Linked DNA regions of Mus musculus: region 2 is linked to region 1. Evidence: chromatin contacts called from ENCODE POLR2A ChIA-PET data. All regions are on one chromosome and are shown on one strand. The core of a region is the stretch at or near the end of the contact, and the rest is flanking DNA. Distances in the headings are between cores, read along the strand shown.

What was found. ChIA-PET counts read pairs that join two places held with the same protein, here RNA polymerase II (POLR2A).
Region 2: POLR2A ChIA-PET joins it to region 1 with 15 read pairs in embryonic stem cell. The contact joins the promoter of Pip5k1c here to the promoter of Gadd45b in region 1. POLR2A ChIA-PET finds 5 or more read pairs at or near these places in 3 of 5 experiments (Patski and embryonic stem cell).

Annotation. Positions count from the first base shown.
Region 1 is chr10:80,928,235-80,931,642 of GRCm38, reverse strand. It overlaps Gadd45b (growth arrest and DNA-damage-inducible 45 beta), which reads right to left and starts at 1,552. Exons shown (of 4, transcript NM_008655.1): 1 at 1,284-1,552; 2 at 1,094-1,195; 3 at 392-614; 4 at 1-110. The coding sequence starts at 1,327.
Region 2 is chr10:81,291,351-81,294,557 of GRCm38, reverse strand. Pip5k1c (phosphatidylinositol-4-phosphate 5-kinase, type 1 gamma) reads right to left here and starts at 1,595. Exons shown (of 18, transcript NM_008844.3): 1 at 1,406-1,595. The coding sequence starts at 1,499. It also overlaps a transcript of Tjp3 not described here.

The sequences.
Region 1 (3,408 bases), core at 303-2,802:
CGTTCCTCTAGAGAGATATAGGGGACCCATTGGTTATTGCCTCTGCTCTCTTCACAGTAACTGGCCACCTCCACCAAGCCTTGGCTTTTCCAGGAATCTGTATGACAGTTCTGTTGGAGGGAGAAAAAGAAGGGTTTAGTGGGAGTTCTAGGAGTTAGGTAGGGAGCCTCTGTTCAGCGCCAGGGGCCCTACTGGGGAAAAACAGGCTGGCTCAAAATAGCTGCCAGGGTGACTAGGCAGCCCACGGGACATGCCAAGCATGGCTGGGCACTGAGCTGGTGCTGGACCAGCCAGCCCAGCTATGTTGACAAACACGGGACCCAGGTGACCAGGACGGGTGGGTGGGGCGGGGAGAGAGAGAGACAGAGACGTGGGGGGGGGGAGGGCTCACCGTGACCAGGAGGCAGTGCAGGTCTCGGGCTTCGGTTGTGCCCAATGTCTCCGCCGGCTCCCCCAGGAGCTGCGCCAGCCTCTGCATGCCTGATACCCGGACGATGTCAATGTCATTGTCGCAGCAGAACGACTGGATCAGGGTGAAGTGAATCTGCAGAGCGATATCATCCTCCTCTTCTTCGTCTATGGCCAGGAGGCACAAGACCACGCTGTCGGGGTCCCTGCAGGAGAGAAGGAGTGTCAGGGGGTCGTCAGACCAGGAGCGGGTGTCACCGTGCACGGGGTGGGATAGGGGGATATGAGCTCCAGGAACCGCAGGCGGGAAGGGTGGACAAGACCCATCGTGCATCAGGAGTGTATATAAGAACAGCCCCCCAGCCGCAGTACTGCACGGGTGCTGGGGTGGCCGACTATGCAAATACTGATGGCGGTGGGGGAGGAAGCACATAGTCCAAAGTTACTGGGGTTGCCTTGTCAAAACAAAAAACACAAAACCTCAAACTTGCGAAGTCAGGGTTCTGCAGCGACTCTCTTTCCTCCTCCCCAAAAAAAATTCTCTGAGAAATGTCGCCCTCCACTCCCCAAAACCGAGAGCGCTGGGAAAGTCCCCCAAAGCCCCGAGCCCTATAGGGATGTTGGAGCGCGCGTGCATCAGAGGGGCGCCCCCACCCACGCCCGAGAAAGGGGGGTGCTGACTCACACATTCATCAGTTTGGCCGCCTCGTACACCCCCACGGTGAGGCGATCCTGACGCTGCGCGGCCACCAGCAGCTGCTCCACCGCGGCAGTCACCGCCTGCATCCTAAAAGGCCAAATGGGGAGATTAGCCGATGACAGCCCCGCAGACCTCAGGCGGCGGGCGAGAAGACCTCAGCCTCTGTTGTACTCACTTCTGAACCGCGTTGTCGCTCGCCACCAGCTCTTCCAGGGTCATGATGCAGTCACACTCCACAGCGGACCCCCACGGAAGATCCCCAAGAGCAAAGTACAAGTCCAGATACGAACCCAAGAGGCAAAAAAACCTTCCCGTGCGACCAGAAGTGTCGGAGGCCTTCCGGAGGCGGTGGGACTTCCCTTCCCAAGAAAAAAGTAGGGGTAAAAAGAAGATTGCAAAATCCCCCTCGAAATTAATCCAAGAAGACAGAGATGAACGCAGACCCAGGGTTGCTGCGGAGTGAGCGCGCGGGCGCTGCGAGCGGTTTATATGACTTCCCGGGTGGAGGCGTGGCCACTGGAGGCATGCGCTTTCCACCCATTGGTAGATGCACAAAGGGCCGAGTATCCCGCGCTGAGATTGGCTGGAGATGGAAAGGGCGGAGCTCGGAGCTCCGGCGGCCCCACGTGGGGGTCAGGGCTGGGAGGAGCGTGAACGCCAGCAGCGGCGACAGCTAGAAAAGCCAGAGAGCTCTAGAGAGAGAGCTCTAGAGAGAAAAAAAAAAAAAAAAAAAAAAAAAAAAAAACCACAGAAGTTTCTCTCCTGATTTCCCGGCAGCCGCGCTACGCAGGCCGCGCGCGGGGTTTCCAGCGCGAGAGGCTGGCCTGAACTTTCGGGGAGGGCTGTCTGGAATCCCCTCGCTGTCCCCGGAGAGTCCCTAGCCTTTCCCAAGCTCTGAAAGAAGGGATGTGCATGCGCCAGGAGGCTTACTAAGTGTTCTGCCGGCCTTGTAGAGTTGGAGAGTGTTTAAATAACGTCTAGGGTATACAGTAAACGTTTGGTAAGTTTGAGGACGGTGGGATCCTCTCCCCAAAGTGAGAACTACCAAGGCACCCTAGCATCGCCAGCACGAAGGTGCTTTGAGAACGCTCAGCCCTCTAAGGCCAGGGTCGCGGGAGGAGAGGCACACAGGAAGCTTCCTAGTGGTCGTGGTAGGTGGCTTGGCGGTGCCCCAGGGGTCCTGGCTGCAGAGCACTAAGGGATCGCAGGGGGAGAGATCCGGAACCCTTTCTCCCTCCTCCCGGCACCCCGAGAATTTCACGTGTGCACGGGAGGCGCAGGTGAAGAGCCCTCCAGACGCTCTGCGGAGTGACCCTGCCCCCTGCCGGCTGCCTCACCGTCTATCCTCAGATCGATTCGCCACACTTAACCCCTGAGGGGGAAGCCAAGTGGCAAAACCCGAAGGGTACTGACCCGGGGAGAGGTGACTGAAAGGCAGCCGCTCTTATGTCCCTGGCATTTTTGTAGTGCGTAGCATGAAGCACAAGCCCCTTCTTCCACGCGTGTCATTTATCTTTCCAAGATTTGTCAGGCAAAGGAATTGATATCTGCATTATGCAAAATGGAAACTGAGGCTTCCAAGGGCGTTCCAAGCCACAGCTTGAGGGCTGGTAGTCGACAGCAAGGACACGAGCGAGGCAGATAGACCCGCGTGGGATTCTCCCACGGTGCACGGGGGCTCCCGGTGAATCACCCTGAGTCGCCTCCTCCGCCAGCCTGGGTCCTGGCCTCGGCCGCGCGGCTCGGTTCCCCGGATCCCCGGATCCCCCGATCCCGGGTCTGGTGACGCATCCTGCTTCCTCCGCGCCACCCACCCAGCATGCGAAATGTCCCTGGCGTGAGAGGCGCGGCGGCGACACCTGGTGGCCTCATGAGGTCTCTGCTCACGCAGCTTCCGGAAAGGGAGGGGGAGAGAACACTTGGAATGATTTTTTTTTTTTTTTTTTTTTTGAGACAGATTTCTCTGTATAGCCCTGACTGTCCTGGAACTCACTCTGTAGACCAGGCTGGCCTCGAACTCAAGAGATCCGCCTGCCTCTGCCTCCCTAGTGCTTGCTGGGATTAAAGGCGTGGGCCACCACTGCCCAGCGATTTTTTTTTTATTAATTTTTTTTTCGATGCTGGTGATGAATCCAGGACTTCGTGATGCCTAGCAAGCTCATCACCAATATCTACATACCGCTATAGCCCAACCTGGAATAATCTATACATACAGTATTTTAAATATCAAACATGAAGGGCAAGACATCCTCCACAGGATGGAGGGTTCGAGCTGACTCCTGCGAATTGTCTTCTGATCT
Region 2 (3,207 bases), core at 346-2,845, 360 kb before region 1:
AACTTCCGGGAGAGACAGCCCCTGGGGGTCAGTCAGGCACAGGTTTGTCCAGAGTTCGGTGACAGACCCTGTCTGCTCCAGCTAGTTTGTCGGCCCCCCTACCCCCCCCTGTGACGAAAGGCTCCATACAGGGACAATGTTTGTGGACTCTGTCGTGGGAACTGAGTGCCCGGAGCAATCAGGTTTATGGCCACTAAGGGCCCTGCTGTCCCCTGCACAATTTCTCCAGCATGGCATGGGACACCAGGTGACAAGCCCAGAAGGGCAGGTGGCTGGAGGCTAGAAGCAGGTTAGCTACCAGGTTCCCAATGGCATAGAAAAAAAAAGCTGAGCGCCTGGGGTTGAAGACCCCTGGCTCCCTGGCTCCTCCTTCCCTCCTGGTCTTCCATGAGGACAGCGAGGGAGAACCTTGGAAGCCTAAGTGAGCCCACAGAGACCTAACTCAGCTGTCAGCCACAGAGCACTACTGAGGGAGCCTAGAGTTCTGTGAATCCAGAAAGTTCCTGTGACCTCCATGGAGAAGGGAGTGTTCTGTTCTCTTTCAGCTGTGCATCCCGACCGCCCTGCATACAGACTGCAAACCCAGAGATGCTGCTCTTGACAAGGAAGGGGACACCAGGAAGCTGGGTGGCCCCACAGGGTCCAGGGAGAAGGGACTGGGAGGTTGGGGGATTGACGGGTCATCTGCTCACCCAGCCAGGACAGAGAAGACACCTCAACATCATTCCTTTATCCTTCCCCAGCCCGAATTTTAGAGGGAGGTAAACTGAGGCCAACATATCGGTGATCAGTGATGTGTAGCAGGGAGGGACCAGAAGGTGACAGTTGCAAGATTGACAGCCCAGCAAAGGGGGTCGCATGGAGGACACACTCGCCCTTCTTTGCCAGGCAGTGTCCGCAAGTGGGGTCCCCCATTAGAATGAGGGTGCTCCAGCATTCCCACACACTGTGGAGAAGCCACTCGCCACACACTCAAAGGGGCAGATATGACTTGCTTGTCTCTATCCCCTGCAGCAAGAAAACGGGTTCCCTCTATCTCCAAACCGGAGGACCGCTTCACTGCTACCGCATGCATCTAAAAGAGGCTCGCTGCATGCACACGCTGCCAGGATAAAGAGCCGCACCCACGCCCGCCTGCAGCTCCACCGTGTCACCCAAGGACCCTAAAATGGGCCGAGCGCTGCAAGCCCCGCATCCCCGGGTGGGGCGGTGCAGCCTCCCCGGCCGGAACGCTGATGCCCCCTCCCCCGCACACGCAATGGGAGAGCGCGTGAACCCCCGTGCCGCGCTTGAGAATGGATCAGCCCGGCAGGCCGCACCGCAGCGCGAAGCAGGCGGTCGAGACCACGCGCCACGGCGGGGGAGAGGGGCGAGCCCATCGCAACGACCAGGGGGATCGCATTACCTGCCGCCGCCCCACTCTCCGCAGACCAGGCCGCTTCCGCCGTCACGGCCCCCGCTTCGGCGCTCTCCGCCTCGTCCGGCACCTCTAGCTCCATGGCCGAACGCTCCGGCGGCGGCGGCGGGCCCGAGGATGCACCCGAGCTCGGCCGCCGCCGCTGAACAACAAGCGCCGCCTGCACTACAGGGCGGAGGGAGGGGGCGGGGCCCGGGCGGAGCCTGGCGTCGACGCGAAGCTCCTAACCAATTGGATATAAGGACTGGGCTTAGGGCGGCACACACTCAAGGGAGTTGCGAGCGCCCTCCGGCGTCCGGTGCAGGAAGAAACGTGTTCACGTGCGGTATGGGGGCGGAAGGCGGGGCCTCAGCAAAGTGAGGAACCTGACCAATTAGGTAGCAGGGGTGGAGCTAAAGTGAAGTACGACTCACCAGCGCCTCCAAGCGTCCATAGAGGGATGAACAGACCAGCTCAAACAAACCAGAGCGTCTGCAGGGGACCGAGATGGGGCGTGGTCTAGAGTCTACTACAGCCAATCGGATATCAAGGGGCAGAGCCTAGACATGAGGCTCAGGGGCACCCTAGGCGGACACTACACGGAGGCAGAGGCAAGCTAATCTAAGACTAGCCTGGTCTACATAGCAAGTTCCAGCCTAGCCAGGGCTACATAGGTGGGACCCTATCTTTGAAAAAACAAAACCCCAAAACTAAAACCAACAAAAAACCCACAACTGGGCAGTGGTGGCACACAGCTTTAATCCCAGCACTCTGGAGGCAGAGGCAGGTGCATCTCCAAGTTTGAGGCCAGCCTAGTCTACGAGATCCAAGAACTCAGAAATCCTCCTGCCTCTGCCTCCCCAGTGCTGGGTCTGAGTTATCCTCAGCTATATATTGATTTAAAGAGACCAACCTGGGCTATAGGAGTGTGGGCGTTAAAGAAATTTATTACATATATTAGAAGTGTATTTTACTACTGTCATTTTATCGCTTTACAACATAAGTTATCAATAAAAATAAGCATATGTCATATTGCAAAATAATAAGATGTATGTAATATATATTGTTTGTTGTGTTTTTGAGACAGACACTCCAGTCTGAGCTTCCTCCTTGCTAGGACAGGCGTGGACCATCCGTTAAGACAATTGCATCAGAAAGAGCGCTTTGGTGTGTGGTGTGGACAGAACTTGACTTAAGCCTGGGCTTCCAAAGTGTGGTCACTGGAGCCCAGTAACAGCACCTTCTGAAAGCGGGTTAGAAGCCTGAATCTGAAGTCTTCTTGCCGCAGGAACTAAGATGGGGTCACCAACTCCTCCAGCGATATGGACACCTGATAAAAGCTGAGATCTCTTTGGGCATCACAGGAAGGAACTAGGTCAGGAGTGCTCGAATTAAGAGGAAGCAAAGTTCAAAAAAAAAAAAAAAACCAAAAAACCAAAAATAAAGTCTGAAACTGGAAAGTCACAAGGGGTCAGGTGTACAGACAGGGAAGTCAATGCCAATAGAGTAGATAATGATCTTGGGTGTGGCTAAAAGGTGTGGTATGGCCTACAATTCCCCAGTGAGGGGGCTGGGGACGTAGTCAGGGGTGGAGTTCCCGCCTAGAATCCCATAGTAATGAGCTGGGCTGTGGCTCCATGAGAGTTTTGATTATTCCAGTGTCCCCCCTTGTGATGAAAGCTGGAAGCTTGACAGCGGGTAAGTTGCAGCGCGAGGCACAGCCCATTCATCCCGTAGGATGCTCAGTGTTTTGTGAGCACCTACTCTGTGGTGTAGATGCTGTGGGGTGCAGGGCTAGCTAGGCCTCTCTG